7 separate regions of the Mus musculus genome follow, and regions 1, 2, 3, 4, 5 and 7 are each linked to region 6. A link is a loop called in an ENCODE intact Hi-C map of the cell type or tissue named here. Cell type or tissue: left cerebral cortex. All regions are shown on one strand. Each heading gives the region's core, and the rest is flanking DNA. Links, peaks and the distances in the headings are about the cores only. Region 1 overlaps Stk39 (serine/threonine kinase 39). Region 2 holds the start of B3galt1 (UDP-Gal:betaGlcNAc beta 1,3-galactosyltransferase, polypeptide 1). Region 3 has its middle 35 kb from the start of Scn7a. Region 4 overlaps B3galt1 (UDP-Gal:betaGlcNAc beta 1,3-galactosyltransferase, polypeptide 1). Region 5 has its middle 18 kb from the start of Gm13601. Region 6 overlaps Stk39 (serine/threonine kinase 39). Region 7 overlaps B3galt1 (UDP-Gal:betaGlcNAc beta 1,3-galactosyltransferase, polypeptide 1).

Evidence for each region. Hi-C counts contacts between places; a loop is a spot of excess contacts. Peaks named below come from ENCODE experiments on the same cell type or tissue, not always from the same donor. Only the 100,000 strongest peaks of a DNase experiment are listed, where the experiment ranks them.
Region 1: it touches region 6 in a loop (6-fold over the local background); 20 of 42 quality-filtered maps call a loop at or near these places.
Region 2: it touches region 6 in a loop (7-fold over the local background); 8 of 42 quality-filtered maps call a loop at or near these places.
Region 3: it touches region 6 in a loop (12-fold over the local background); 7 of 42 quality-filtered maps call a loop at or near these places.
Region 4: it touches region 6 in a loop (2.5-fold over the local background); 24 of 42 quality-filtered maps call a loop at or near these places.
Region 5: it touches region 6 in a loop (2.7-fold over the local background); 9 of 42 quality-filtered maps call a loop at or near these places.
Region 7: it touches region 6 in a loop (2.5-fold over the local background); 2 of 42 quality-filtered maps call a loop at or near these places.

Annotation. Positions count from the first base shown.
Region 1 is chr2:68,219,336-68,223,753 of GRCm38, reverse strand. Stk39 (serine/threonine kinase 39) reads left to right here. Exons shown (of 18, transcript NM_016866.2): 17 at 2,786-2,850. Among named protein-coding and RNA genes, the nearest start is that of Stk39, 250 kb to the left of the region's middle. In left cerebral cortex, for the core only: a CTCF peak has its summit at 2,419 (motif pointing left); DNase peaks (open chromatin) are centred at 1,090, 1,283 and 2,331.
Region 2 is chr2:67,563,123-67,567,540 of GRCm38, reverse strand. B3galt1 (UDP-Gal:betaGlcNAc beta 1,3-galactosyltransferase, polypeptide 1) reads right to left here and starts at 1,852. Exons shown (of 6, transcript NM_001379327.1): 1 at 1,507-1,852. In left cerebral cortex, for the core only: a CTCF peak has its summit at 2,289; DNase peaks (open chromatin) are centred at 681, 1,386, 1,840, 2,274 and 1 more place; H3K4me3 peaks cover 2,886 bases; H3K27ac peaks cover 2,720 bases.
Region 3 is chr2:66,818,032-66,822,449 of GRCm38, reverse strand. No RefSeq gene overlaps it. Among named protein-coding and RNA genes, the nearest start is that of Scn7a, 35 kb to the right of the region's middle. In left cerebral cortex, for the core only: a CTCF peak has its summit at 2,408; DNase peaks (open chromatin) are centred at 2,171 and 2,376.
Region 4 is chr2:68,116,327-68,120,744 of GRCm38, reverse strand. B3galt1 (UDP-Gal:betaGlcNAc beta 1,3-galactosyltransferase, polypeptide 1) reads right to left here. Exons shown (of 6, transcript NM_001379327.1): 6 at 1-3,032. The coding sequence starts at 2,802. The coding sequence ends at 1,822. Among named protein-coding and RNA genes, the nearest start is that of Mir6335, 340 kb to the right of the region's middle. In left cerebral cortex, for the core only: a CTCF peak has its summit at 2,419; a DNase peak (open chromatin) is centred at 2,602.
Region 5 is chr2:67,532,932-67,537,349 of GRCm38, reverse strand. No RefSeq gene overlaps it. Among named protein-coding and RNA genes, the nearest start is that of Gm13601, 18 kb to the right of the region's middle. In left cerebral cortex, for the core only: a CTCF peak has its summit at 1,799 (motif pointing left); a DNase peak (open chromatin) is centred at 1,825.
Region 6 is chr2:68,347,343-68,351,760 of GRCm38, reverse strand. All of the region lies in intron 10 of Stk39 (serine/threonine kinase 39), which reads left to right. Among named protein-coding and RNA genes, the nearest start is that of Stk39, 120 kb to the left of the region's middle. In left cerebral cortex, for the core only: CTCF peaks have their summits at 923 (motif pointing right) and 2,032 (motif pointing right); DNase peaks (open chromatin) are centred at 1,393, 1,596, 2,041, 2,620 and 1 more place; H3K4me3 peaks cover 1,282 bases; H3K27ac peaks cover 1,737 bases.
Region 7 is chr2:67,899,949-67,904,366 of GRCm38, reverse strand. All of the region lies in intron 3 of B3galt1 (UDP-Gal:betaGlcNAc beta 1,3-galactosyltransferase, polypeptide 1), which reads right to left. Among named protein-coding and RNA genes, the nearest start is that of Mir6335, 120 kb to the right of the region's middle. In left cerebral cortex, for the core only: no CTCF peak of the experiment used is centred there; a DNase peak (open chromatin) is centred at 2,591; H3K27ac peaks cover 298 bases.

The DNA of each region.
Region 1 (4,418 bases), core at 199-4,198, 130 kb after region 6:
GGATACTGACTGATGGCCTTGACAATCTTTTTTCCTTCTCTGTTTAGACCCAGGGAGGTAATTGCATGGCTTCCGTGGGGGCTATTAATGAAGCTATTACAGTTCCATAAATCAAGGTGCTTGCTATAGCTTATGGCATTATTAAAAAGAAATGTACATACAAACGTAGCCCTGAAGGACCTCCAAGCCTACAGTGTGAAGCAAGGGAAAACAGCAAAGGAGACTTAAGAGGTACACTCCTGTGGGCCTTGGTGTGGCCCTGTTTCTCCAAAGAGAGAAGCTCTTAGGACTGAACTCAGTGGTCCGTGGTCCAGGGAGGGTGGGAGGGGTGGGGAGGCAAGCTCAAAAGACTGAATAGTGTGCACAAAAGCCGGAGACCTGCATTTTAGCTGAGGAAGTCTGAGTTTAGAGAAGTTTAGTTCTTGGCCACTAAGAAAATGGGCTTTAGCAGCCAGTATTTCCAAAGGATGGTTGGTGTCTCTTAAACTGGCGGGCTTAGTGTTCTTAGTGTCACAGGCAGCCCTGCCCAGCAGTTCCTTCTCCGCCCGCTCACGTTCCAGGTAAGGAGTGTTTTTTTATTTTTGAAATCCAGGTGCACAGTCAGGAGAAGGGAGCAAACAGTGACACCCATCTTTTTAATGAGTATTGCTGCTGGAAGAGAGATTAGCATCACCCTGAATTTTCTATGATGTCAGTTAAATGAAGGTGTTTTATAGCACTTTACAACAAATTAGAATCAACTAAATTGAAAATAAGCCTAGCAGCTGGGTTAAGTAATCAGGTAAGTGGCCAGCCTTGCTATTTTTACTCAGAGCTGAAGACAGAATTTGAATTTCTAATGTCCCAAAGGTATGGGGCTCACACTTGGGGAGCCTGGGTCCTGGGGTGATTGTTTAAAGGGCCAGCAGCCATGCCTGCTTTTGAGTCCGCAGACAAGCTGCTAGACACTTCCCTAGAAGTTGGCCCTCCTGCACATGTTTGTACACCAGAGAGCTGTGAATTAGTGCAGGACAGAGCAGTGCTTTTGGCTGAACATTAGAGAGCAACCCAGAAATAGATGACCCAGAACAAGGCAGTAAATCACCCGCATTAGCCAAGGGAGCCTAATGAAAGGACGAAAATTCATGTGAAGACTTTACAGCCACTCATGAAATCAGCCCAAATCAGCGGGGCTATTAGAATGTTTTTATGTCTTAAGAATGCAGGCACTGTCTTCCCTTGCTGCAATTTGTGTATAGTCAGAGTGTCCTGACACAGTAAATAGTGGCTTTCTTTGGTAGACAGTATTTCCTAGCTGGAAATCTCACTCTGTGAGTCAGTTTCCTGCACACATTCCTGATGCGTGTAGTAGTATCTAGAATCTATTCATGAAGCTTAGTAAGGCCAGCCTCATGGGTGTCACTGCTTGGGCTAAGCTCTGTAGGTGTGTACTTGCCAATTGCCTGTGCTAACACAAGAGGAAAAGAAGAGATGAGAAGGGAGTGAGAGTGAGAAAAAAAATGAAACCTTTCATATTGTCCAGAATAGAACTAGTGAGAGAGCAATAGATGCAACTAAAACCATATGTTTATAATTGTGATTTATAAAGAGAAATAGGCCATATCAAGTTTGTCATTTTTATTTTGCCCTCCTCTGTGACTAGCAGATAAAATGAACTACATCTATAGAAAATCCTTATATCTAGATTGATTCCTGTCAACCATTAAAAAACAGAACAACCCCCCCCCAAAAAAAACCCAAAATTTTCATAGATTTCCTTCTGCTTTCTATTTGAAACTCATAGCATGCAGAAGTATTAAACTGTCTTCTTAAAGTTTTGAATCTCAAAAATTCAGGGAAAAATGATACCTAGCTGCTGAACCAGCAGATAGTTTTTCTCATGACATAAAAATGACAGAGACCCCCGCTGCTCTCAGCTTTTGTTCTGGAAGTAACCTCTTTGCAGTGGCTCTAACTTGACTCTTCGGTAGTTTGATCTTGAGGTCTAGATGTATGCAGGGTACCGGTCAGTGTTCATCCTCTTTGCTTTTTGATAATTTTACTCTTAAGTAGTACTTCAAGATGGGTGGGCAACTGGGAAAACTCTGTCTGTACTTACTGCCACTTGACACAAAGCCAGATCTCCACAAAGACCAGGGCCGACCTCTGATGGATCAACTGACACTGAGCCTAGGTTCTCAGTATTGAGCTATGTGCTGGCAGTCTCCCTGCATGACCCTGCCCACTGACTCAGATGCTGGGAGAGGTGGCCATCACCATAGAGAGGGATAAATGTGCTCTGAGAGCATGCTGGTCTGTCTGAGCTGTGAGCGTCATCAGCTGTATCATGTTGCCTTGATATAAGTGGATGCAGAGAACAGAGTGGATTTACAGGCCACGAGAAGTCTGTAACAGCCCCTCTCCTCTTGCACACTGCCCCCTCCTGGCTAATAATTTTCATAGTAATGAGTTTCAGAGAAACCAACCAGTTGAGACTCTGGAGCTGCGGTCATTTCTACTTTCCATTAGAAAGTAATTTCAAATTTTATTATAGGAAATTCAGGGTTGATGTACAGTGATTAATCCAGATGCACATAGATAGGAGGTGACAGAAATGATGTAAATGCTTTTAGAGAGTATCTGTATGAAAGTAATTTGGTCATTTATATGGACTTTGTAATGTCTGTGAAAGGAATGATTTTGCAGTTTATTGCATCATTAGTCAAATTTTCCGAATCATTGATGTGAAAATCCAGAGCTATTGGAAATAACTTGGACACTGTGTCTCTGTGTTTGTATTTTACAGTGGCTGCTAATTTACAGAAGATTGTAGATGACCCCAAAGCTTTAAAAACGTTGACATTTAAGTTGGTAAGTGGGAAGGTAGAAGGAGACGTCACGTTTCTGTCGGGCCGGCCCCGGGAGGGAGGTATTGCACCTTTGCACGCTTAGCGTTCTTGCTGGATTGCGGGAGAATCACATTTTGTACTCAGTAGTTGCCTCGGCCACACTGGGAGCATTGCTTCTCATCATGGCTGGAACCTCTTCCTTTGTGAATGTAGCCCATCCTTGCCTCATCAGAACTATGACTGTGATGGCCCTTTGAGACCCTCAAAGCTCTGGGTACCACTTTTTTTTTCCTCTAGAACTCCTTTCTTTTGCACCTTGACCGTACAGACAAAATTAAATGTAACTCAAAGCAGCGCTCTGACTGAAGCTTTCCTCAGTGGAAGCCAGGTGGATGCAGCTTTTAAAAATAGAGGCCGATCGTTGTGTAAATGGTTCAGGTAATTGGAGACGACGGCGGCAGGACAGCTCACTGAAGGCTGGTGAGCAAAGACGACAGCATTTCACCCCCTACTCTGAAACCATGCCACCACACTGCTGCAGAGGATAGCTGTCCTAACAGTTTTCTATGCGCTAGCACATTTTACACCTAAGACAGAACAGCGAGCATCCTGAAGAGACAGGGAAGTGGTAGTTCAAGTCCACATCATTAACATTGATGGTTTTCCAAGCAGTTCTCACAAGCAGGATATTAAGGAAGAGTAAATAACTCATTTTCAAAACATGAATTAATCTTATCAAGGGCCAATCAGAAGCCACAAGCAGTTTAAGATCCAGAGGGCCAACACATGGCTGTGCACACGATACTGATGACCTGCCGCCCTGGCTGTTCCTAGAAAATCAAACGGAAATTGCCTGTGGGCTGCAACTGCTGCATGAGGAGCCACAGTGAAGACAAGCCTGGTGGTCATGAATCTTCTGTGGCTTGCTTCTCCTCTCATTTCAGAGAGCTGGGCTGTGTAAGCACATGTAAACCACAAGAACTTCCACAGCCTCTACCCAGGAACAGTAGAACATTTTCCTCGGTCTAGAGCACTGTAAGACCCAGAGCTCTCTGTGGGGCTGTCTACTATCTCTCCCCAACCATGTTGGAAATTCACATGTGATTTTGGGAACATATTTTATTCATATGAGAGCATGTAGTGAGAGCATGTTTCCTCATTTTGGCTGTGTGCACTGAGGCAGTCATTTGGAACTTTCATGCTGATTCATTCCTACTATGTGTGAACTTACGTTAGTGACCCTAGCCCCTCTTTCAGCAAAGTTGTTCTGAAAGCAGCTACTACACCGTCTTGAACACAGTAGGAGCAACAACACTCTCCACATGTCTTCCTCGGGTCAGGTTTTAGGTTTCCTGGATTATGTCTTGATTCTCTCTTGCACGCTCAGCACCTCAGTAAGAGACACTGCTCTGCTCCTGAGACCCATCTTCCTAACGACAGGTGCTCAGTGCTCAGCAGAACTGTGGCTCTCACCAGAGTAACCTCTCTGTGGTCCCAGAGTGCTGGAAAGAGTGGCTCTCTACTGTCCTCTTCTGAAACCCCCAGCCTGCTCTTGATGCAGAAGCCTTCCCTGATCATCTTCTCTTCTAC
Region 2 (4,418 bases), core at 107-4,106, 780 kb after region 6:
TTGTTGTGGTGGTGGTGGTCTATGAAATTTGTCCAGTGGTCGGACAACAGAATCCCCATTAGATTCCCCAACAGATAACCCAGCTTCAAACAGGGAAATTGGTGTAGGCAGTTCAAGATCCCAGATCCCTGTGTTGAGCCAGTTTTTGGTTTTCCCAACCCTGCCAGGCAGGGGAGCTGCCCTCCCCACCTCTACAGCTTCCTGCAATCCCATCTCTGGTCACAGTCTTTCCCGGGCTGAGCCAGAGAGGGGAAAGTGCCTTGGTGCTGAAATATCTCATGAAGTTTCGAAAGGAGAGATCCTTACGGAGACAATAGATCCCAGAGAAAAGTCTCTAACGTTAAGTTTGTGCGTCCTATACAGGGATGGGGGAATCACTGTCCTGAGCAGCGAGCTCTAGACTCAGCCTGAGAGCACTACTCAGAAATAGCAGAGCATAATTGGTCTTCTGCGGAAAGGTTGCAGTGTAAGTGGAACTTGAAATGGCTTTACAAAACGGAACATGTAAGAAAAACAAAAAGAACAAAAACAAAAATCAGCATATGTCCTGGAAGAAGCTGGATATAAAAACCTGGTTCCCTTTGAATTAACGTGTTCCAAGTCTGGTAGCCCAGACCCCAGCAGGCTTGAAGTTTCTGACTGCGCAGCCGCTCTCCCAGTATCTGTCCCAGGACACACCAGTCCCAAACACGATGACACACCTGTCAGGGCTGCGAGGGAGGAAGTGCCTGCTCCAGGACATTCCTCCAATGTCCGCACTAGCACCACTCCACCTCTGCCCATTTGTCCAGTTGCGACCACCTTAGCTCAAAGGCGTAGTCCTCTGGAGTGGAATTCATTTCACCCCAAATCTGCGCTCCTGAAAAGTGAACTGAGCCTCCCACGCGGGGTTTCTGCCACCTATAAGTGGCCAGTCCCCAAGCCTAGCCTCTGGCCCTCGCCCCTTATCAACTTCTCTTTGCTTCAGCAAGGCTGATCAACCATTACTTTCTGCTCCAAAGTCCCTGGCGTAAAGTGAGACTTTGGGGAGCCTCGGTGAATGCGCTTCTCCCCCAGCGCGCTAGACCCAAGGGCTCCTTTTCATTAAGGCAATAAAGTTCAATTTGCCCGGCTCCTTCTATGCCAGAGGAGACTTTTCAATGCACCGAGTTCTCCGTCCCAGCGCGCTCAAAACATCCTGTTCATTCCAGCCCGGATCCTTGAAGGACATCAGTCTACATAAAGGGGACCTACTCCTCTCCTTTCAAAGTGCCCCAAACCTCGTGCGTGTGCGCGCGCACACTCATACCCACACTCTCTCACACACAATGCCATCCACGCGCTGTCAAAGTCTGTCACTGCCTAAGCCAGAAGGCAGGAGCTGAAGCCGCACCGGCGCGAGCATCAGCCTGGCCAGGCAGCAGAACTCGCTGTCTAGGTCCCAAACATCCTTGTCCGGATGCTCCGGCCACTAGGAGCTTGTAAGCACCCCAAGATTACAAGGCGGTCTGGAGAGCCGCACCTTACCCGCGGGACGCGCCGTCTCTGGCCGTTCTGCTGGCCCGCGGGCCACAGGGACGCTGCAGCCGGGGTCCCGAAGATGCTTATTCTCCGCTGCCGCTGCCCGGATCCCTGGCGCCAGCATCACTTCTCCCCCGCCTCCGCCTCCTCGTGCTCAGCTCGCGCGCCCGCCCCTCCCGGCGGCCTCCTGCAAGCCCCGCGGTGCTGGCAGCGCGCGGTGGACGGCGGCGGAGGCGGCAGCGGCGCCCGCGCGGGCTCGCTCAGCTGCACCAGCCGAGCAGCCGCGGCGGCAGCCGGAGCACCGGAGCCGGGTTGCGCTTCCCCGGCGACGGTTCTGGCCTCGGCGACTGACAACGCCCGGCAGCCAATCGCCGCCTCGCCCCGCGCGGCGGGGGGAGACCAATCAGAGCGGAAGGCCCAAGGTTTGCCTCCGCCTTTGCTCAGCAGGCTTGTTTCCGGGAGAGGATGCTGCTGGGGTGTGGGATGGAGGGGGAGGCAGGGCTGGGGCGACGGGTGGGGGACTTGGGCCCCGAAGCCCAAGCCCAAGACACAGGGAAGAAGCCCGGCCCACAAATGTGGACCCCGGGCGCTTTTTGTCTACCCTCGAAGAGCATCTTGGCATGACCCGACACTCCCGGGTAACTGTCCCCAGAGCCTTGGCACGGAGGTTCAGTGTCCTGGCATCACTATGCAGAGGTCTTGGGACCCGAGTAGAAGCGGCGCTACTGGAGAGCGAATCCCTGGAGGTGGTCGCCGCCTTGAAGGAAGCAAGCAAAGTCACCAGACAGCGCCCCCGTCCTTCTAGGTTTGGCAGCTGAAAAGTGGTACCTCCACTAGTGATCAGCCTGGAGATGTCCAAGGAAGGAGATACATTGAGGAACGTTTTTCAAAGTTCCTTGCAGAGTGGACCTTTCATGTTTGCTCTCCATAGAAACGTCAACCCCGCAGAACAACCACTACGGGAAAATAACCAAACAAAACCAAAGGAAACCAAACAGTGACTGTGTGAGCAGGCTAGTTAATTACCTAGCCCTTGCACGTTGGTTTTATTTACTCATATGGAGAGCATCAAGCCTAACTGATCCAAGAGGTTTTGCTTTAAGAGTTCGTGTGCGAATGTGACTGAACATTAAGTGACAATGTTTGATAGGAAACGGAAACAGAAACCTTTCTTGCCTGTCCTAATCTTTCCCTCAAACACTAATAATCTTTCCTTGTAGAGTATTTTAATTTTCCAGTGCAGTTATGCCAAAATCGCCATCAAAACAGCCCAGAGGACTACTTAAAAGCTTCCGCACTTAATTTCTAGAAACAAGGAAAACAAAATTAAAACTGTTTACACAAAGGCTTGTAGAAGAAAGGGACAGTCTCCAAATGACCCTTGTTCTCCAATGGAGACAGTAAAAGTCACCTCACAATGCTTTTTGTGAGTGTTTTTAAAAGAAAAAAATCATAGCTACATCATTTTCTGATAAAAATGACTTTGTTACTCGGTATGATCCTTTCTTTTTATTTCTATGCTGTTATTCATGTTGCTAGTTATTAAGGGGCTCGATTGTTTTTGCAATCAACACCACTCTTTTCTTCATTTACCTTTTTAGAAAGGAAGAGAGGGAGGGAGAGAGGGAGGGAAGGGAGAAAAATAAGAGAGAAGAAAGAGGGAGAGAGAGAGAGAGAGAGAGAGAGAGAGAGACAGACAGACAGACAGACAGACAGACAGACAGAGTGAGAATTATTATTTGATTTCCAGAACAAGCCATGCACAAACTTCTTGGACTTGTTACCATTTAGAAAAAGAAGATGCTCACTACGCAACAGACTTGCCTACTATTACCACGTTTTCAGTATAGAGAATATTCAGACCTTTGCTGTTTTCTGTGCCTTCCTCCTCTTCAGCCAGTTGACCCATCTTGCTAGGCCATCCCTTTCCAAACTGGCTGTGCTGACAGTAATCCCATTTCTTTACAGTTAAAAGCTGACATGTAGACCCTATTCCTTTGGTTTCTTTTTAATATGACGGTCTTGACATGGCTTCTCGTTTAAAATATATATATATATATATATATATATATATATATATATATATATATATATGTGTGTGTGTGTGTGTGTGTGTGTGTGTGTGTATAAACACATACATATATATACATGTATACACACATACACACATATATATATATATAGAGAGAGAGAGAGAGAGAGAGAAGTACATATATGTGTTCCTATTGCATAAAAAAAAAAAAACAGTATCTTCACAGACTATCCAAGGAACAAACCATGTAAGAAGGAAGCTCAGGAAAGAAAAGTAAACGTGTAATATATTCAAAAATGTGGAGGGAAGAGTTAATCTCTGAAAAAATAAACAGATCTTAAAGTTAGAAAGTCCAAAAGCAATAAGAAGCTGGTGAGAAAGCGCAGAAGGAAAATCGCATACCTCTAAGCCTGACCATCCCATCTCAACCCAGAGACCCACGTGTTAGGAGAGAACTCATCCTCTCTAGGGTACACTTCCACACCCACAACCCCACACATGAACACAGAAAATTAAAAGTACAAAAGTGCATTTGTTACAAAAGCAGTTACCATTTAGAAAAATCTCTAACAAAAAGGTAAGATTGAAGAGAACCTCAATTTTTTTAAAGGGATTTTTGGTGATAGAAAGAGGTAGGTGATTTAGGACCTTGCAAGCAGAAATGTACAGACAGCCCATGTAATTTTTATAAGTACTTTATATCTTACCAAATATGTGATTTTACAGTTTGTGTGTTATCTCATATTTTGTATCTTCTAGCCCTGTATAAGTTTTGCATAGCATAGTATTAGTGAATAAGTCAATCAAGTAATTCTGAACAAATGAAAGGCTTAAAGAGAATCAACAGCCAGGTGTACATAACACTAATATCTATCATTAGTGCTTT
Region 3 (4,418 bases), core at 310-4,309, 1.5 Mb after region 6:
GTTATGGGTTACAGATGTGGCCTTGTGTTCCTTTCCACTCTCAGCACTAGGACCCCCATCTGGGCCAGACCTGTGCAAACCCTGTGCATGCTGCCAGTGTCTGTGAGATCATGAATGCATCCATCCTGCTGTGTTTAAAAGACCTTGTTCCCTTGGTGTCCTCCATCTCCTCTGGCTCTTATACTCTCTTTCTTCCTTCTCCTCTGCAGAGTCCTCTGAGTGCTAATGAGAGAGATTGATAGTGATATCCCATTTAGAACTGAATTACAGAGGTTTCTCACTCTCTGTCAATTGTCTACTTGTAGGTGTCTGCATTGGTACCCGTCTGCTGCAGAAGGAAGACTCTCTGATGATGGCTGCAGAAATTCACACAGCCTCCTCCTATCTAATGACAACAGCACCTTTTGGTTTAGTTTTAAGTTAAAAAGCATGTCATCCTCTCATCTTTAGTTTTACTTTTCTTTTATGATCATCATTTGATTCCCTCTTCTCAGAGTCAACATGCTTGGTCTATGTCCTTATATTTATTTTTTGAAAAATATACAATGTGTTTTTGTGAATGTGTATTTTTAGTAAACTGCAGAAAAACCATCACAGTCAATAATCTATAATCAAGTACAAGAGCATGGGCTCACTCTTAATCACTAAAAGGCTTTAAAGGGAAGAGAAAGAATGTTTTATCTTAACTGATATAGAGGTGTTTCCTAGAATCTCTATGAAATGTGTGTATCCAATCATGTAGAATGGCAGACATGTTAGTGCTGTTTCTTAAGATAATATTCTTCTGAAAATACAGTCAGCAGTATGCACACACATGCATACACTCAGGTACATACATGTATACTCATGCACATATATACACACACATCGAAAGGCACACACAGGCAAACATATGCACACACACGCGCGCGCGCGCACACACACACACACACACACACACACACACACACGTGATAGTTTTATAATTCTCAGTCATCATCTCTCTCAATCATCATGCTCTCTCTTAAGAGCAATTCTTAGCTGTCTTGGTTGGTCTGTCTGAAATTCTGAGAAGCATTGTACAAAACACTGCTCAGCCATCGAAGCAGTATGGCAGGTAGTTTGTCCCTTTCACTGCTTTTTTGCCCCTCCCAGTGAACTTTCTGTCCTTCTCTTCTTTAGCAGATATTGCTACTCCTTTAGTTTAGTCACATTGGTTTTGACCAGTCTACAAGAAAAGCCCCCATCTTTCTCCTTTATCTCCATCACGTGAGACCACAGAAAGAAGAGTGCCCTCTCCTGTCCAGATAGAGTGCTCATTAGGGGCATCAAATTGACACTGCATGGTTTGGCCTGGGACTTTGAAGATGCTGAATTGAGAGAAATAAATTCTTGTCAAGCCACATTTAAGTCTGTTATGGTTTCTTGAGCTGATTAATACAAATACTTCTCCAAGTTACTTTACAACTTTTGTTTATAATAACGTCCATGTTTCATTTTTTCCCTTCCTGTCCTGTGTTTGACATATCACACTTTCTTTTTTGCTGTTATTTCCTGTATTTCTCTTTCTTAGCTATTGCATCTTCTTAAAATTCTTTGGTAGGTTGTGTGGAGATTTTTGTTGTTGTTGTTGTTGTTGTGGTGGTGGTGGTGGTGGTGGTGGTTTGGTTTGGTTTTCATTTTCCAGTATTTCTACCTTTCTATAAGACAAAATAGACCAAGACATTTGTTCTACCCTAGGTGCCCAAGGACCTTCACCACCTTTTCTATGACCATGTACTTTGCTATGTTCCACTAGAATACTGTCAACAATTGACTTGCAGGTTAATAAGGATATATTTATGAGAGGATATAATTTAAAATAAGATATAATAATTAACTAAAAAAATATCCTTAAACCAGATTTCCTCAAAAACTGTAACATTTAGTTTGCATTACACTTGACAGATAATGAGTGAGCAAACCGCCTGGCTGGTTCACTGGGATGGAATTTGGACTTGTTCTGAAAGAAGCCAGTGATGCTCTATCCTGAGCACAGTCTTGTCGTTAGCAGTTTCTGTGTCATGCTAGCTGTAAGATTGAGAGACTGCTTAGCAGAGCTTGAGCTCCTCCGTAATTTAATTGATATTCCACTGAGGCTTGGGGTACGCCCACAGTTAAACCTGAGCAGCTTGGACATAAAAGCTTGGTTACTTCTCTCTCTTACCTCTCTCTGTTCCTCAGCAGCACACAGATTTTTGCAACAAGAAACCTACAGGTGAGATTAAAAGCCTCTGTGGGGTTTAGTCTTTATAAAAGGCTCAAGAAAACGATGCAAAACAAACAAATAAACAAACAAAAAATCTTGCCTTTTGAGTTTGATTTGGTTAAGCACACTGTTAAACACATCTAATACTTTACAAGTAGTTGATGAGATCTTAGCAACACCTAGTGTCCGACTGTGGAATCACATCCTAGACATGAAAACCTGATTTCTTTTCTTTTCTTTTCTTTTCTTTTCTTTTTTATTTATTTATTTTTAATTAGGTATTTTCCTCGTTTACATTTTCAATGCTATCCCAAAGGTCCCCCATACCCACCCACCCCCAATCCCCAACCCACCCACTGCCCCTTTTTGGCCCTGGTGTTCCCCTCTACTGGGGCATATAAAGTTTGCAAGTCCAATGGGCCTCTCTTTGCAGTGATGACCGACTAGGCCATCTTTTGATACATATGCAGCTAAAGACAAGAGCTCCCGGGTACTGGTTAGTTCATATTGTTGTTCCACCTATAGGGTTGCAGTTCCCTTTAGCTCCTTGGGTAATTTCTCTAGCTCCTCCATAAGGGGCCGTGTGACCCATCCAATAGCTGACTGTGATCATCCACTTCTGTGTTTGCTAGGCTCCGGCATAGTCTCACAAGAGAGAGCTATATCTGGGTACTTGCAGCAAAATCTTGCTAGTGTATGCAATGGTGTCAGCATTTGGAAGCTGATTATGGGATGGATTCCTGCATATGGCAATCACTAGATGGTCCATCCTTTCGTCACAGCTCCAAATTTTGTCTCTGTAACTCCTTCTATGGGTGTTTTGTTCCCATTTCTAAGAAAGGGTAGAGTGTCCACACTTTGGTCTTCGTTCTTCTTGAATTTCATGCGTTTGGCAAGTTGTATCTTATATCTTGGGTATCCTAAGTTTCTGGGCTAATATCCACTTATCAGTGAGTACATATTGTGCAAGTTCCTTTGTGATTAGGTTACTTCACTCAGGATGATACCCTCCAGGTCCATCCATTTGCCTAGGAATTTCATAAATTCATTTTTTTAATAGCTGAGTAGTATTCCATTGTGTAAATGTACCACATTTTCTGTATCCATTCCTCTGTTGAGGGGCATCTGGGTTCTTTCCAGCTTCTGGCTATTATAAATAAGGCTGCTATGAACATAGTGGAGCATGTGTTCTTCTTACCGGTTGGGACATCTTCTGGATATATGTCCAGGAGAGGTATTGCGGGATCCTCCGGTAGTACTATGTCCAATTTTCTGAGGAACCGCCAGACTGATTTCCAGAGTGGTTGTACAAGCTTGCAATCCCACCAACAATGGAGGAGTGTTCCCCTTTCTCCACATCCTCCCCAGCATCTGCTGTCACCTGAATTTTTGGTCTTAGCCATTTTGACTGGTGTGAGGTGGAATCTCAGGGTTGTTTAGATTTGCATTTCCCTGATGATTAAGGATGTTGAACATTTTTTCAGGTGCTTCTCTGCCATTCGGTATTCCTCAGGTGAGAATTCTTTGTTCAGCTCTGAGCCCCATTTTTAATGGGGTTATTTGATTTTCTGGAGTCCACCTTCTTGAGTTCTTTATATATATTGGATATTAGTCCCCTATTCGATTTGGGATAGGTAAAGATCCTTTCCCAATCTGTTGGTGGCCTTTTTGTCTTATTGACGGTGTCTTTTGCTTTGCAGAAGCTTTGCAATTTTATGAGGTCCCATTTATCGATTCTTGATCTTACAGCACAAGCCATTGCTGTTCTATTCAGGAATTTTTCCCCTGTACCCATATCTTCAAGGCTTTTCCCTTTGTGCATACATATGTGAAAAATATACAAAGAAATAAAAGACTTGAGGGAACAGAAGTTCTGATTTGGTTGAAATAAAAGTTGATATGTTGTACAAAATACAAGTAGTATTGGTACCTGGAAACCAGAGACAGCACATGTTTAAAAATAGTTATGAAAATGCATGGATGGGGTCATGCTACTGCTTGTATGTTCTAAATTCAAGTAGATTTCAATACATTCACTTTGGAATTGATTGACATAGTAAACAAAACACACAAAAAGGAAGGACATGAGGTCTATGAATAATACAATCAATGATTTTGATTACATAATCTGAGATGATACATTGAGAATCTTAATTTCATTAAATAAAAAATAAGCTTTATTATATTTTTG
Region 4 (4,418 bases), core at 140-4,139, 230 kb after region 6:
AGCAACTTTTCCAGCTTTCTTTGCATCACGACAAGGAGTGGTGCATCAACGGTAGATGTGCCACTGTGGAGATTTGCTGAGTGCTTATTCGTCCTCTGAGGGAGTAGATTAGCCCTACTTGTTCTAAAGAGTTTTAAGAATACGGGGCAAATGTTTCCTACGATTTAAGTTGTGTTTTGCAAGACCTATGCAAAGCTCCTCCCCAAAGCAAAATAGATTTTTTTTTTTTTGCTTTAAACATCTTGGGATGCCAAGGCAACACACTGAAGTGAAAAATTCTTCACCAAAATGAGAGAGTGTGGGGGAGAAACTGAAGCTTCCCCAATCAACTAACTTATAGCCAAGGAAACATCAAGTCTTGGAAGAATTAGGTACGCTGATAGTTCACAGTCAATCTTTATTTTGGTAAATTGTTATATTAGGATGATGCTGCCACAATGGATAACCATCTTTATCATTACTGTAAATCATTTTAGCATTTAGCATCATGCATGATACATGGCATTATGTAGCACCTCTTAAACTAAAAGATCTCAAAATACTTATTAGCAAATGTGATTTGCTCTCACAGTACCTGTGAGGTAGATTTTTCTTTTTAGCCATTTTACAAGTGAGCATACAGATGCACATCAAAAATGAGATGCCTGTTCAAATGGTCCATATAAATTTGTGGCATCAATGGGATCCCAACTTGGCTTCCCTAGTCTTCCTTCCCACGGATCTCAGCCACAGATTCCCCAGAACACCTCAAAGCCCTTTTGCTACTAAACATATGTGAATGCTTTAGACGCTAAGAGAGCATTTCTTCTACTGGTAGCAGGGGCACATCTTTTAATAAGGTTGGTACTCCTTAAAGATGTTCTCATGTGCTTTGCAAATGTGTGAAAGGGGCATTGTACACTATTGCCAAGCTTATGTTAATTAGAATGGACACCTAGATTTGCATTTTATCAATTGTTATGCATTATTTCTGGGCCTCCTACCAACGTGTTTTCTACACATGGAGACATATGCCTGACTGATCCAAAAACCATAAAATGCACTTAAAGGCATTTATGGAAGGAAGTAGGTGAGGGTACTACATTTGGAGTCTCCTTGGTGGCATCATATAATATTTGTTCTGGGGAAAAAAAAAACGTTTACTTGTTTACTTAAAGTAGCATTTCTATGTACAACCCACCTGCTGACCAGATTTAATTCTTGTGAATCTATGCCGAAATGTTTTCTATACATACAGGATAACTGATCCTCAAGTGTACATTCCCATCTTTTTCGTCATTGATGCCCTACTCTAGGGATAAAATCAATTATTGGTAGAATCTCAAATTCTATACACATTTTATGGCAACGTATGTAAAAATGTTACATGACAACAGCACACAGCATTAATGATAACATCTAGTGTGTGTTCCTGACTGCGGATCTTTTCTGACTTGGTTTGATTTTTTTATTTTCAAAGAAAGAATTACTATTTACGTTTGCAGAGATGCTATGAGGGCATTACTGTGAGTTTCTATCTCCTGGCCCAGATCTTTATCTCAGATGCACAGTGCACCAATCCTGGCAGTTATTTAGAGTCACTTTTTGATATAAATGGCAATGTCTTAGGACCTGAGAATGAAATCCGGCCCTCTAACTCTCTCACCATTTCTATGGCCGAGCCCAATACATGTAAAATACTGATCCGAGAAAGAACTAGGAACAGAAAGCAAAACATTTACAAACCCCTGGCCAGTTCATGTTCCCTTGGTGACACCTGTAAATACCAACATCTTAGTCCCCATTTCTTAGAAAAGAAAGTTATTTACATTAATAGAAGTCCTAACATCTCAGATGCTTCTTGCTTGACATGTCATTCCAGATTCTGTGCATTTCTTCTGGAGAGATCTGGTGGACAGTGATGACGCGGCGGTACCGACACAAACTGTAGGCCATTTTCCAGTGATTGAAGCCACTATTCTGGAAAGGATGGATGCCAAGCTTTCGAAGACACAGTCCCACGTACACATCTTCAAGATGAAGCAGCCTGGTGTGGAGCGAGGTCTTGTAAATGAGTTCAGCCACATCAGCGGAAAAGATATAGCCAGTCCCTGAACAGAACGGTGGGTAGTTGCTGTCAGGGTACAAATCTCTAGGCATATACCACTTACTGCGGACATCCCTGATTGGCCCGCCGTTGATGACGTAACCAGTGAAATACCTTCTTCTTGGCTTGGTAGAGGGTTTCAGGAGTTTATAAATAAGGTTGTCCATGTTCACAAAAATGTCACTGTCGGTTTTCATGACGTACTTGGCTTTTGAACAGAAAGTGGCAACCCATCTCATCCCCATTAAGGTTTTGAGGGTGAGATTGTGGTAGGAGTCAATGAAGTCCTCCACGATGATGTCATGGAAGATCTGGCTCTCTTGCTCCACCATCTGGTTCAGAACAGGATCAGCATTTTTGCCCAGGAGGAAAAGTGTGGCTATCTTGATCCCTTTGAAGTTGTTTTCATCCCCCCATGTCTCCCGGATTGCCTGGCGGGCATCAAATTCCTTGTGTGTGGTGCTAATGAGGATCACGAGAAAAGGAATGTTTTTCTCGCACTTGTTGGGCTCATTTATCAGAAATTCAAAAGAATGTGGGTTTATAGGTCGAGTTCTTATGTTGCCAAAGGTGAAGTTTTTCCTGGCAACTGTTAGGTGACTGAACGGCTTGGAGCCAGTGTAGGATGAAGTAGGTCTGGTTATGCTCAAGTACCAGAGAGCGCTGGCCCAGCACACAACGGTCAATACATAGAGGCAGGAGACCTTTGAAGCCATTGTCTTGAGAACACGTCTAATCCAAATGCTGAAGAACACGTCTTTTGGGCACTAGTTTCTTGTCCTTTTGCAAAGGCAGCATAGTATTCGTCAATCTAAAATTCCTGCCAGAGAGGAGTTGGTTTGGTGGGTGTCCACAGACCTCACTTGTGTTGTTGCATCATGGAATTCACTTTACTTTCTTCCAAACCTGCTGGAAGCTCCATGCCTCAGAAATCTTCCCCAGAACTCTGCAAAATCAATAAAGTACAGTTTTATTCATGTTTACCTAGCCATTTTCATATTCTTGAATAAACACAGTAAGGGTGTAAGAATTGCCAGCAATGACTAAAGTAAGCACGGTCATTCATCTTCAGAAGCCCCGGAAATAACCTCCTAGCTTCTCCTCTCCCATGAACAGAAATTGTTTATGTGTATTGATATTCAATACATGAATACATTGACCACGAGCACTGGTGACTGGAGTAAAGCTAACATCAGTAATTTTCCACAAAGGGTCTGCTTCTTTACAAAAGGCTATTTTTTTTTGCAGTTAGGCACAATTTTTGCTCTTAAATCTTTCAGACAAGCTCACATACAATTCAGATTGCTTTCATTTTTCTGACTTTGAGCTTTTAATTGTTTGATTAAAAAAATTAACCTTTGGGCTGGTGAGATGGCTCAGCGGGTAAGAGCACCAACTGCTCTTTTGAAGGTCCTGAGTTCAATTCCCAGCAACCACATGGTAGCTCACAATCACTAATAGTGAGATCTGACACCCTCTACTGACACGTCTGAAGACAGCTACAGTGTACTTATGTATAATAATAAATAAATCTTTGGGCCAGAGTGGGCCTGAGCAGAGTGAGTGGGGTTGACCAGGGCAAGCAGAGTCCCTAAAAATTCAATTTCCAACAAGCACATGAAGGCTCACAACCATCTGTAAAGCTACAGTGTACTCACATACATAAAATAAATACATATCTAAATCTTTAAAAAATTTGACCTTTAACATTTCTTAGTTTTCTCCAATTCTCCATTTGAGACTGTGTTGATAACTGCCCACAAACTTTTTCTAATACCTTGCTTTCTTAGGAAGACTTGCTGCCTGTTCCTGATTTGGCAGTGGGCACAGCTCTTACCATGCAATTCTGCTTTCTTCAAGGCTTTGGAAAATAGACTTATTCTTTGATGGCTGGGAATAAAGTACCTTCCAAAGACACCCATTTACTGAAAGTTTGGCCCTGGAAAGGTGGGACATAGCTGGAGGAAGGAGGTTCCAAAACCATAGCTTTGAGCATATACAGGATTCTGATCCCTTCGTTACTGCCTGCATCCTTTCTTCCATGAAGTGAATAGCATCCATGCCTGCATTTTCCCATGACCATGCTCATCTTTCTTACTGTTAAGTACCACTTAGAGATTTGTGGGCTTGGAGGACACTGAGTTAGACCCCTCCCTTATAGTCAACAGCTAAGAAAACAAAGACTGTGATTTTGAGACTCTAACAATTGGTCAGAAGACTGGTACCCGGATCATACCTCTCACTATGGGAGGAGACTTGCCTTGTTAAAGTACCTGGGGTCTTGCTAGTAGATAATTGTCTAAGCCTGGAGCTAGGAATCCTAAACTTTGTG
Region 5 (4,418 bases), core at 206-4,205, 810 kb after region 6:
CCCAAAAATAACATAAAAAAAAACAGAAAAAAAAAAGAAAAAGAAAAAAAGAAGTGATGTATACAGGGAGAGGAGGGGAGGCCTTGTAGCATTATCAGTTTCTCTTTGAGAGAGGGTCCACAAGGCACTGTAGGCACTTAAATTGCTTGTCTCTGCTTCTGTATTGTTTTAGTTTCCATTGCTTCGATGAAACATTATAACCAAAAGTAAGTGGGGAGGAAAGATTTTATTTGGCTTCTACTTTCATGTCATAGTCCACCATTGAAGGAAGTCAGGATAAACACTCAGGTAGGGCAGGGTCCTCCAGGCAGAGGCCATGAAAGGGAGTTGCTAATTGGCTTGCTCTCAAGGCCTTTCTCAGCTTGCTTTCTTATAGAACCCAGAACCACCAGCTCAGTGATGGCCCCACCCACCATGAGGCCCTCCCCCATCAATACTGCCCTTCAGCTGGATCTTACGGAGGCATTTTCTCAATTGAATTCACTTCCTTCAAATGACACTAGCTTGTGTCAAGTTGACATCAAACTAGCCAGGACATATATATTCTTTCTCCTTCTGTAAATGGTCAGAGGCTTTTCTGAACCTACATCCTCTGGTCATGTGCATTCCAGGAGAGATGTGAAAGTGGCCCAATGCATGTATAAATGACAGTGCTATGACACATTGACAACAAGGTTGCCAAAAGTTATTAACTGTTGTGCCCTTCTAACACTTAGTCTAGTGTTTTTGCTGTCTGAGTGACCTGGAGTTATGTGATAACCTCTTCCTTATGCTCAGAGACCTTCCTTGGCTGTGATGGTACTATATATTAGTTTGTACTAAGGCCTGAAAATGCAGCTAAACAGAGAAAGAGTCACCTATATATGAGGAAGTAGACACTCTATAGAGCTTTTTTTTTTTTGGAAACAGTTTGAGTCTATACAGTAAGGGAAAGCAGAATGAAGACCTGGTATCTCTGTCTTCATTTTGAGTCTGTACTGGAGGCAGAGATAATCTGTCCTATCTTAACTTCTTCCCCTGAGTCATCCTGAGTTTCTAGAAGGGTAAAACCCCTGGAGCAGACACACCCAGCCCACACAACCCAACCCAACCCAACCCTTGGTAAGTACAATTTTCCTTGAGAGTGGCCCTTATCAATTTATCTATCCAGTTATTAGAGCTGGCACTGGAATAAGGATGGATTAAGGTTAAGTGGGCCATGCCTTATCAGGAATACTTAATTATGAGAACCCTTCCCTCTGTTTATACCTAAACCTCAAGCCAATACCCTGAAACTAGACTTAAGATACTGTCCCCTGGATCTCTTCCTCTTGTAAGATGACCAATTTGCAGGATGGCCTCTCACTATTATTCACCCTTATTTGTCTCTTTAGTTGCTCTAATGGTTGGGTGTAGATCTTTAGTGGTTGGGCTTGTGGGAGCTTGAGCTTTTGGAGGGAAATTCTGTTAATACAGGGGCTCTGAAGACTCCAATTCTAGTATTTTAGGGTTGTCAGCCATTTACTCCTATCTACATTGCATATCTCATTAAACAAACAAACAAACAAACCCTCCCTAGTGTTAGCATAAGGGTTTATTTGGGGCCATGCTCCTCTATTCTCAAGTCCAATTGCAAGCTTTCAACTTTCAGTTATTGGATGATCTCAATGGATTCAACGATGGCCATTAAATCAACTCCATTTTATTTTAATTTTCAAAACTGCTCCTTTCTTCATTACCTCAAATATTTGATACAGGACACCAGGAGTCATGTATTCAACCAGCCTAGCCACTGAGTGCACTTAGCTAAGAGTTTTAACACTGCCACCTTGTGCCCACTGTCAGGCAGGCAGAAATATGATTTCTTCCTAAAATACCATCCCAAAGTCAGCCTTCTTGAAAGACAGCAGGAGGTCCATGCGGGGTTCTCCAAGGACCAGACATTAAACTAGAGATGAATGGAAAGAAAGTTCATTGGACTTTGTGTTCTTGCTATGATGGGAGAGGAAGAGATTGAAGTTTTCAGAGGAAGGTTTCAAAGGAGGCCTTAGCTGACCCCATGGGGCATCTGAGGTGACGTCTGTTGACTTGTCCTGGCAATGATCATTGTCCCCACGCAGGCCACACTTGATAGACAGCTCTTATCAGCAAAAGCAATCTTGCTAAGGGCTCTAAAAGGTAAACTGGTATGCAAATCTCAATCTTAGTCTTTGTGGAAGAAAACCTTAAGTTTTGAAGAGGAATTTTCACTGGACATCATAAATCACACACTCAAAACTTATGATTAAGTAATGATATCCAAGCCTCTAGGCATGAGGGCCTATGCTTTTGATTTGAGCACTCAGGAGGCAGAGGCAGGCAGATCTCTCTGAATTTAAGACTAGTCTGGCTTACACAGTAACTTCCTGGGCAGCCAGCGCTAGAGCGAAACCTGGCCCTCTTCAATCCCCCCAAAAATCAAGATTTTTAAGAAAGTGTGTGTGTGTGTGTGTGTGTATGTGTGTATGTGTGTGTGAGTGTGTGTGTGTGAGTGTGAGAGTGTGTGTGAGTGTGAGTGTGAGAGTGTGTGAGAGTGTGTGTGAGTGTGAGAGTGTATGTGAGTGTGAGAATATGTGTGAGTATGTGTGAGTGTGTGTGAGTGTGAGAGTGTGTGTGTGAGTGTGAGAGTGTGTGTGAGTGTATGTGTGAGTGTGAGAGTGTTGTGAGAGTGTGTGTGTGTGTGAGTGTGTGTGTGTGTGTGTGTGTGTGTGTGTGTGTGTGTGTGTGAGAACTGGAGGATAGGGAGGTGGGGAAGGATCTGAGAGGATCGGGAGGAGAATGACCAACGTACGTTGTTTGAAACTCTCAAAGACTAAAAAAAAAATACTGTTTGAAGCAAGACAAAATTGAGGCTGTTTGACAAACTTCAAATACTTTGTGCAACTGTTTCCTTTTACGCCACCATATTACAGTTAAAAACTAAAGAAACAAACAAACAGCAAAAGAAGCACAGAAACATGTTTTCCTGAGCTTCTCAGATCTGTATTTGACACTGTACATTTTTCTTTATTTGAATGTCTCTTCCTTGTCTGAGGGCTTCATGGGGAAAGATAATGGTTTAACTAATTTCTTTTCTTATTTGGTCTCCCTACACATATCAATGGCTCCAAAAATATTGGTGGTGTGGCTGAATGTTGCCACAGTGAAAACTCATAAAGCTTTCTGTCCACGTCCTGATGCTTTTACTGCCTACAGAAAGGGCTGCACTAAATGATAATGTCAACCTATAGATATTTTAACACTGTTTCCCCCTACAGCTTCATTTATATACAAATATTTGTGACGTTCAAATTTTCTCAAGATAATTTAGGAGAAAAATATCCTAGGGCCATGGATGATGGGAAGCAGCTGAAATTAGCCACAGGGTTTAATCAGTGCTGATGAGGTAGGCAAGTGAAGTGAGCAGGAGATTAGCATATGAAAGAAACCAGTTGTCCAGGAGGAAGGACAGGAGCCTAGCCCCTAAAACCACTTTTAACAGCCAGGGCCTGGAGAGGTTCAGCTTTGTGCAAATGATCAAGAAAACTCATACTAAGCAATTGATTCATAGTGGTCCCTCCCCACTCAACACGATGTCCTTGAGCTTCTAATCTTCAACTCAGCTAGGCTCCAGTTCTTCTCTTTGGATGTCCAATATTTGAAATATTGTCCACAAACACCTGTCCAACATCTTTTCCCAGAACACAAAAACCTGGAACTCTCCATGGTACTCAACAGACTCCAATATCCACTGACACAATGAGGCTAAATGACTTTTAGAGTATGTCTATTCTGAAATGTCTTCTAACTTCCTGGAGACTTCGCCGTTTTCCTGGATTTAATAATTTGAATCTGAGTATCTGTAGTTTGTGGCTTTACCATCAATTAGTGTTTTGAAAAACAGATGTTGTAGTTGTACTAATCTTAGTAGTAAGTTTAGAAATCATCCTTGGTTATGAGATGGTGAGGGAGAGAGTGTGGGGGGAGAGGGAGAGGGAGAGGGAGGGGGAGAGAGAGAGGGAGAGAGAGAGAGAGAAAGAGAGAGAGAGAGAGAGAGATCTTTCATCTTAAAGTCTGTGATTACCTTTTGAAGCCTCTATTTTGGTGATGGGAAAACTTTCCTACAGTGCAAATGGTCAGAAACCAGCCAGTCATCAATAGGTAACAAACCAACTACCACAGAAGACATGAGGGTTTTTATTTTTTTCAGGTTCTTTGAAAAATTAATATGCCCTTAGAAATTACTCTAGAGAGGTGTGTAGATAATTGTTTGTCTGGAGGGAAAGATCCCAGATGCACACAGTAACTACACATTTGAGAATGGGTGGATGGTTTGTATCCTTCAACTTTATGTCATTGTGAGAAAACCATTGTCCCATTCCAGAGACTGTGCTGCCTGGAGCTCCAAATCTGTCACAAGG
Region 6 (4,418 bases), core at 280-4,279:
GCAATATCCTCTTGTGCTTGTGTATATAGAATTGGGCAGTGCATATAGCATAACAGTTGGGACATATTTTGCAATAAATAGATGTTACCATATAATGCGTTTTATCACCTTATAATCATTCATGTTGCCTCTACCTTCACCACTTTGCTCTTACAATGCCATTATGTCTGTTTTGTGCTGGCTGTCATGGGTTGGGGGTGCATAGCGTCTCTTTCTGGCACTGCCCCCAGTAGTGGACTCTGAGATGAAGATAGATACAGGACAGCCCAGACGGTGGAACTCACTTTTCATTAGGGAGCACAGAGCACACATCCCTGTAGCTCCAAGGGTAGCAGAGAGTCAAACCATCAGATCACGTGCCCTGGCGTATATACTGCTGGTGTGAGAACGGTCATGGAGCTGGTAGATAAGCCCAGGGGAGAGGAGAGAGAAGCAGTGTGTACCGTTCACTTGCTTGTGCTGGGCTAGGTAGTTGGTTCATATTTTCTGTCTCAGTTTTTGCATCATTAGAACAGTCAGTGACATTCTGAATGTGTTATCTCTTGAATAGTAGTAAGTGGGAGATATGTTGAGTATGGCCCCAAAGACCATAACTATGTTTAAATAGCTGTGGAAAAGTAAAAACCTGGTGTATACTGCTAAGCCAATATTCAAGACCATCAATATTCGCCTCAGTTTTCAGACTCTAAGTTGAGATCCAGAACTCTGGGCCTTGACTGCAGCCAGCATCCTGACTAGGTGGCTCCAAAGCCAACTTCTCAGCCTCTTACCGTTTAGGTTCTGTAGTTGAGAAAAGCAGGAAACGACTTTTAAGCTTCTGCAAAGCTGTCTTCCTCCCTCGTGCCATCTCAGTTCAGTCAGGTGTTGAAACCAGAAGAAATGAGGTGGTTTTTAGCTTTGTTCCATGTTTTCCCAGTAGAGGGCAGCAGTTGCCTTTAGAGGACCCCAAGGGAAGGTTAGGCGTGTGGAAGCCGCAGCCCTGGAGCAGAAGCTGACTGAGGTAATCCGGTTAGTCAGGTGGCTGCTCTTTTATAGGACAGGTAATTGAAGGGTGATGATCTAAGTACTTGCCACTTTTATTTTGAATTAAAGATTTTAAATCTGTGTTACATTTTCTTTAACAAATCAAAGAAATGTAATAGACGCAATTCATGTGAAAACCAAGAGTCTTAAGTTTGGGAGATAGATTGGAGTGCTTCCAGGATTTCGTGATTCAATTAATACAGTTTAGTAGTATCAGGCTATTTTCAGGCAGTTCTTTGGTTTCCGAGACACCTTAGTGCTGGGTGAACAGAGGCAGAAGGGACTCCAAGTGTGTGCTAACTAACTCCGAAGGAGGAGGAGAAGTGAGCCAGACTCGATTCCAGCTGCCACGTGCGCTAAGCATTGTGACAGGAAGCAACCTTGGAAGAGAGGGTTTATTTCAGCTTATACGTCCGGGTAACGGTCTATCTCTGAGGGAAGTCAGGGCAGGAATTGAAATAGAAACCGTAAGGAAACACTGCTTACTGGGTTACCTGGATCATGTTCAGCCAGCTTGTTTCTTACACAGTCCAGGTCCACTGCCTTCATCCATGTGCCCAGGGATGGTGCTGCCCAGAGTGGGCGGGCCTCCCCATGTCAATCATCAGTGACGACCGTTTCGCTCAGACATGGCCACAGGTGAGTCTGAAGGCAATGATTTAGTTGAGGCTTCCTCTTTTCAGGTGATTCTAGGTTGTGTAACGTTGACAACAGAGGTATCTGGGATACGCAGGTGCATCAGATAGGCTCGGGGCTGCAGTCCTCTTAACTCGTGTGTTTCTTAACTCTCCTCCTACAGAAGCAACTGCGTGTGTTGGTGTACCATTGAGGGACCACATGCTCCTAGAGAGGATGGTGGAGGTGTTACCTCTCATAAATGTTAGGGCTACTGTTCGGCAGGTACAGTGTCTGGGGCAGGTCTTCCGGGGACAGCGAAGACGCAGAGACTCTCATTCCTTCTTAAGTGTAAGGTCAGTTTAAAAGACTTCCTTTGGTGGGAGCAGTGCCTTCTCCCACTAGGGGGCGCTGTCAGAATAGTTCATTTCAGTCCTGACCCTCGGAATCGCTGACTGTTGTATAAAAACAATCTCGCTGCTGTCGATTGTGTCCTTTTGCTCAGTATTTGTGCTGCGTGTGAATTTGACAGAGGTGAGGGCAGAGGCAGCAGCAGGGCAAAAGCATCACAGAATATTACTTTCCGTGCAGACGACCAAGCAAGAGAAAACAAAACAACCCCCAAACATTTTATTGTTAAATTTTTCCCCTCTCCCTGGGTTTGCTATGCTGTGTGTTTTTTGTTTGGTTGGTTTTTTTGTTTGTTTTTCTCTGATCCTCACTTGGAGGGAAAGCCTGTGCCTTTTAGATTGAGGTGACTTTTCAAGACACTGAGCTTTGTTAGGTATGGGAGGTTTGGGGATCCATTTTGGAGATTTGGAAACAGCGATAAGAATTCTGAAGTAAGAGACGCTGGTTTTAAACTGCCAAGAACTGTCAGCATTCTGTCCTGGAAACACTTGGGCGGAATCATTGGCTGTGTTGCACGGCAGCCACGTGCTTGAGGGCGGTATGTTCGTGTGCAGTCAGCGCTTCCCGTTTGCCTTTGACAGACTTGCTCAGCTTTCCCAAGGATTTGTATGTACATGGCTGTGTTTTCCAGGATAGGCTGCGTATGTTTGCTGATGGAGAGCCTTTATCCCTGCTTGCATCCCACCTCCCGCCCACAGTTCGCCAGCCTCTGTACCTGACTCCCAGTTCACAGCTTCCTACTTGGAATCTTCGTGCTGCTTCCAGGATGAGACCTGCAGCACAGGGAGGGCAGGGCCGCGAATGGTTCCTTCATCCCTCTGGGCTCTGTTTCCACCGTGCCCACCTCAGCCACTGGTGGGTTTATTGCCTTACAGAGTTTGGCACCGGGAAATAGAACCTGGGAAATTCGCACGTGTTTCCCACGAGGGCTCTCTGCTGGTCCTCTCCCTGGTTCAGAAAGCTGCCCCTCAACCAAGCTGCACTTTAACGCGCAGTGTCTTCACGCGGTCATGTTTTGTTTGGACATTTGCATGGCAGCAGGAGGTCGTAGTTGGAAGGTCTGGAGAAAAGGACTAGCTGGGGGGAGAAGCTGAATGTTGGCTGGGTTTTGGGGGTAGGAACCCATCCCCTTTCCAGCCTGAGCTTTTTGCTTCCCAACCTCTAGAACTGTAACAGGCTTCTGGCTTTAGCTTCTGCACAGCCATGCCTTCCCCACCACGAATGAAGGACCGTGTCCCCGTTAACTGTGATCCAAAAATCGATCCCTCTCTCCACAGTTGTTTCTGTCAGGTGTTTTGTTAACGAAGACAAAAGCCACTCACTATTGCTGTAGCTCCAGGGTGGCTGGGTGAGGCTTTCTCATGTCTCCCGAAGCCCCAGCTGCTCCATGGTCTTAGTCTGTACCACCCTGGCCCTGTGACTGCAGCTCCATGGCCCTGTGACCCCGAGACCCCGGTTCTGTCATACTCTGTGTCAAGCTGAGTTCCCGCCCTTCGACTTTGCCGCGGTGCAGCCTCTGAGTCCCGTGGGCTTAGGAGCAGTGAGTGATCTGTTAGTTCCTGTGTAGACTGTGCTCAGCACTGTCCCTGCAGGTATTTTTTAAGGAAACTTCGGGGAGTAAGATGGTGGTGCAGTGGCCTCTGGCATAATCCCGAGAGCAGGAGGAGACAGCTAAACCTTTGCTCCAGGGGGATCTCTGAGGTTGCTCTCCGCTCTCTGGGATTCCCCTGGTCCACAGCTAAGATTTGGATGCAGCTGATTCAAGGTTTAAAATCTTTCACTACTGGGCTTTCTGGGAGTCCTTAGCCTAAAGTCGATGGTTGAGCCACTCAACAAGGTGGCTGGTGCAGGGGGTTGACATTTAGTCCCGCCCAGCATGTCCTCTAGCCAGCAGGGAGCATGTGCTCCCCTGCCACCGTTCAGTTCACTTACTAAGGTGCTCCAATACCTGGCTAAGTTAATTCTCCCTAATCGTGTGTTCCTAAAATCTTCTCCTCTCCTCCACTGAGGGGAAATCGTGTTAAACTTTCCTCATCTCAATCTTGAAAATCTTGAAAATGAGTTTGGCATTTTGGAGGTGGGAAGCTCAAAGTCACTGATAGTCAGGAAGTGTGGGGCATTGTGGGGGCAGGAAGGAGTGCTGCGGAGAGAAGCCTACCTTGTGCCTTCCTACCCCCTTTCCGGTCCTGTTCCCTGAGTCTCAGAGACCATGGTAGGGGAGCTGAGGTGCAGAACAAGTTTAGAAACAGAGAAAAGGGGGCAAGGATGGGGGCTGTCCTTGTTTGGAGCTAATCAAATGTGATTGGTTTATTAGAGATTCCGGACTAACTTTTTGAAAGGCAGAATTATTTTGTATTTTTAGAAAAGAT
Region 7 (4,418 bases), core at 237-4,236, 450 kb after region 6:
CCCTTGAGGTAACTGCTGGATTTCTGAGTTATGTTATGGAATTCCATTAAGTGCTAGTGTGTGCTTGGCTTGAATATGGTTAATATTCAAGATTACCCCAGCTAAGCTGTATCATTCTTAATCTTACTTGTGTTAAGATTCAACTTAAAAACATGGCTAGCCAATAATTGTCACCAAATGTGATTTGTAAGTCTTCTTGAATATAGTACTTTTTCTTTCTTAGGATTAACAAGATTTGAAAGGATATTACTATGAATCTCTTTTGAAGTGTAGTTCCCCATTCATCTGACAGAATACTGTTCTGAAGAATATCCAACAATTCCCCTGCCTCTCTTTACTGATGGCATTTGTTAATTAGTTTTTCCCAAAGGGGCCTTCTCTGTGCTCTCTGGGCAATTAGAGGAAAACACTCAGTACACATTACTGATCTGGTGGTTAGTTCCTCCCACTGGAGGGAATATGGAAGAAGGCATTGTTAGAGAACCGAAGAGATGAAAAAGTGTAAAGTTAAACAGAAAAAGCAAACCAAAGTGTTGGAATAGCAGGAAGAATTAAACTTTGGCTGGAGATTCATGGAACTTTTGCCCCTGCCCCCTCTAATTCAATGTGAGGCTGCAAGGAGTGCCAGGCAAAGATTCACAGGGAAGAGTCTCAGAATGCAGCCTTAACAGTCAGCTCTAGAGCCAGTCAATAGAGCAGAAGTGGCTTCAAACTCTGTGGTTTGTTCTTTGTCCCTTCAATGAGGCTTGGAGTTGCTACTACTGTTACCGAATATATTCTAGGTCCCAAATACTCGACAGACATTATTACTATTATTCCATCCTCACCATAATACTTGATTCCATATAATTGTTAATATTTTTAATGGAAGGATAAGTAGTCACACAGAAATTAAGATGCCCAATATCACACTGTAAGTAGTAGGTGTTTAAGCTTGAATGGCATGACCCACAAAGCGGAATTCTGATTCTGCACTGTTAGCAGGCGCTCCGTTCCCACTTCAGAATGGCCCAATCAACAGCCAGCCTTGTATCACCAGTTTCTTGTTTAATAAGACTAATGCCCGGGACTTAGTTCACCAGGTGTTCAAATCAAAGGATCAGTATCACCACGTGTCCAATACCCGAGTGGTGAGACTCTGGACGGCTCGTGATCATGAACTAGCTGAGCTAGCAGAGGCTTACTGAAGCCAGCTGCCAGCCTCTCATTATGATAATGGCAGTGGTGGCTCACAGAACACTAGTAAAATAGTTTGGAGATTTTAAATTCTTGTGGCTTTAAGGAACACAGATTCTGTCCCTCACTCTGGATGCAGGTGGGGGAACTCACCAAGACAGGCCTGCACATCCTGTGGATGTGGTAGTAGGGATGTGGTAGATGAGGCAGGGGACAAGGTGCTGTTGACTTATGAAAGGCCTATGCTCTGTGGCTGTTGTCCTTCTGTGATCCAGGGAAGCGCTTGCTGTTCTTTCCACGTTTCCCATCTTTAACGATGGCAACTCAAACAGATTATGCAATGTTTGGCAAGAAGCTACATACTAAAAAAATAATTAACAGCAAGATCATCATGGCCAAGGCTGGGTTGCAATGAATGTGCTTATGGAGTTGTCCTGGGTTTTACAACCATTATCTGTGAGCCTGAAGGCTAAAATTAGCAACAACTAACAGAACTGTGGTAAGGTTCCTCACTGACGACAACTACTGCCTACTTCTTTAAGTCTTAATTCCTTTAGATCTCTTTACATTAAGTACTTTTCATGTAATAAAATTGCCTTAGAAAAATGAATGACTGCTTTTTATTTGAAGCAGGGAAGGGATGTCTTCTCATATACTTGTAATATTTCTACAATTGAACTTAGATGAATTCTTGCAAACATCCCAGTTTTAGGTGTTCCTTTCTGGGAACAGGAACTGTGCCACCTATCAGTGTGGTGAAGACCTCCCTGCACAGATTGGATATAGATACATAGATATATAAATATATGTATTTACATATATACATATATGTACATATAAAAATTCTTCAAATTTTCTTTTTTAAGTTCATGACCTTTTAAAACAAAAATAGGCAACCATGAACTAAGTAAAGAGAGGTGTACAAAATATTAAATATTTATTAAGTGCTCACCATGTTTAAAAGTCTGACCATCAGTGAGAACAAAAATAAATGAGTATGTCTGCCCATAAACTGCACTAAACATTGAGGAATAGGAAGGAAGCAGGTAGACATATGAGAAACATGTAAGAAACTCATCGAAAGCTGCCCGTCACTGGAACAGAATAAACCCAGTTAAAGATCTCCCTGCAAGGCAGTCATCAGCCCTGATGTGGAGCAGCAGATGACGACAGCCTGCAACTGTATGAAAAGTACTGCAGAATTGCTTTATGGTGATGAGCAGCCCCTCAGAATAGAAAGCATACGCTCTTTAACCAACACCTACTTGGCATCCACTCTCTCTTATTCTCACCATCTTGTAAGCTTGTTTTACAGACAAGATGTCTAAACTTCCCGAGAGGTTCAGTGAGCCACACAATGTCACAGTGGTATAATGGCAGAGCTGGCATTCGGTTTCAGGCTATCCACAGTTCTGTGTGACAGGGACAAGGGCATTGGCACTGGATTCTCTGTAGCCACTCTTGGTCCAAACTGTCCTTTCTGAGATTGGCAACCCCTACTCTCTCTTAGTTACTGCCGGACTCGACTCCTTAGTTCTTGGCTGTTGTGATTCTTCTGGACGCAGTTTTGTCAATGGCTTCACTGCTTTTCTTTCCCCAGTATGGTCAGCAAAAGTTTGGTTTTGTGCTGTTCTGGTTACCTCCTGGTGTGGCTCTTGTTGCTTTGGTTGACCCTGCAGCCTTCTGTAGATATGAGCATTCAGCATTCTCTGCTGGATCAGCAGCTCAGGGTGTGCAAGGGCAAAGGGAAGATTTATTCTACCCTCTTTAGCAGAAAGAATTGCTTCTTTGTCAGTGTTCAAGTTGCAAACACATGCACTTCTGTGCAGTTCATGATACTTCCTGGATAACACCATTAACTGTTTCCTGGGCAGAAGATATGCAGGGTCATGGCTACATTACCTTTTAACTTCCTCTCTATCAAACTGTATTGCTGAACTCTGGAAAGGATTAACAGTAGAGTCACATGAACCAAGTCTTTGATTAAAGGAATCATGAGCTGTGTCTGCGACAGTCAGTATTGTGTGTTCAAAACTTAACACAGTGCCTGCACAGCATAGAGTGAGTGTTCCCTCATAGTAGAGGGAGTGAATAGACTTGTGATCAACTAGGCTCTGGTGTGTGTGTGTGTGTGTGTGTGTGTGTGTGTGTGTGTGTGTGTAGTGGGAAGGAAGGAAGAAGGGGCAGATGGAGAGGTATAATCTATTTCCCCCTCTGATAGAGGCAGCTTAATGCTCTTTGCTGTAATGTACAAGGTAGAAGACATTTTAGTTGAGTCTGAATTTAAAAAGTAGTGGATGTTTAGACAAAATATTGAAGATACAGGAAAGGTCAGAGATATTTTGGAGGGGTGAGTAATATTTCCTGATTAAATTCTTTTTTGCAGAGATTAGTAGTTACAATGTATCTAGCCTGTGTCCCCTATGCCTCTTCTGCTCTCCCAGATTTGTCCACGCATACAAATCTGCTAAACAATGTTCAGGTATGGGAGCATGATAAGAAAATGACAAGTGAATTATATTATAACTTCCACAGCAAAATATATTTTTATAAATACTGTGTGCTCTTTCTATCTGGAGGCTCAGAACTATTACCCTTTAGTGAGATAAAAGTAAGTCTAGAAAAGTCCTCAGAAAGTTAAATATATTATTTAATTTTCTTATATATTTTGTTCTAAGGTACAGAGGATATATAATTAGGAGGCATTTATTATACAAAAGATAAAGAGACTGTCTTGTTTCTTTTTATTTCTTTTGGTGAGTCAGTTGGCTTAGCATTTTAAAAACATAGTTCCATTCAGACTTACTTTTAACAGGCCAGCATCTTTATTCTGACCTCCAAATTTATTTAAACCTGGATGATGGAAGGGAAGATAAGATCTGATTAGAAAGGTGAGAAATCATAGAAACATGGAAGCTCCTACAATTGTTTAAGAAGAAATAGAAAATCCGAACAGACTTAAAATGAGAGATTGAAGGAATGTTCAAAAACCAACAACAATGAAAATCCCAGGATCAGTTATTTCACTGGTGAGTTTTACTAAATATTAAAGAGTAATATACTCTTCAAACTTTTTGTAAAAAAAAAAACAGGGAAAACTTTCTAGCTCATGCTATGAGGCAGCATTGTGTGAGGCTAAATCTAGATAAGGCCACCACGGGAAAGGAAAGCAACTGGCCACCATTATAACAAACATGATGAAATTATTAATAGCCTAGGCTACTAATAAACTAAGGCTGGAA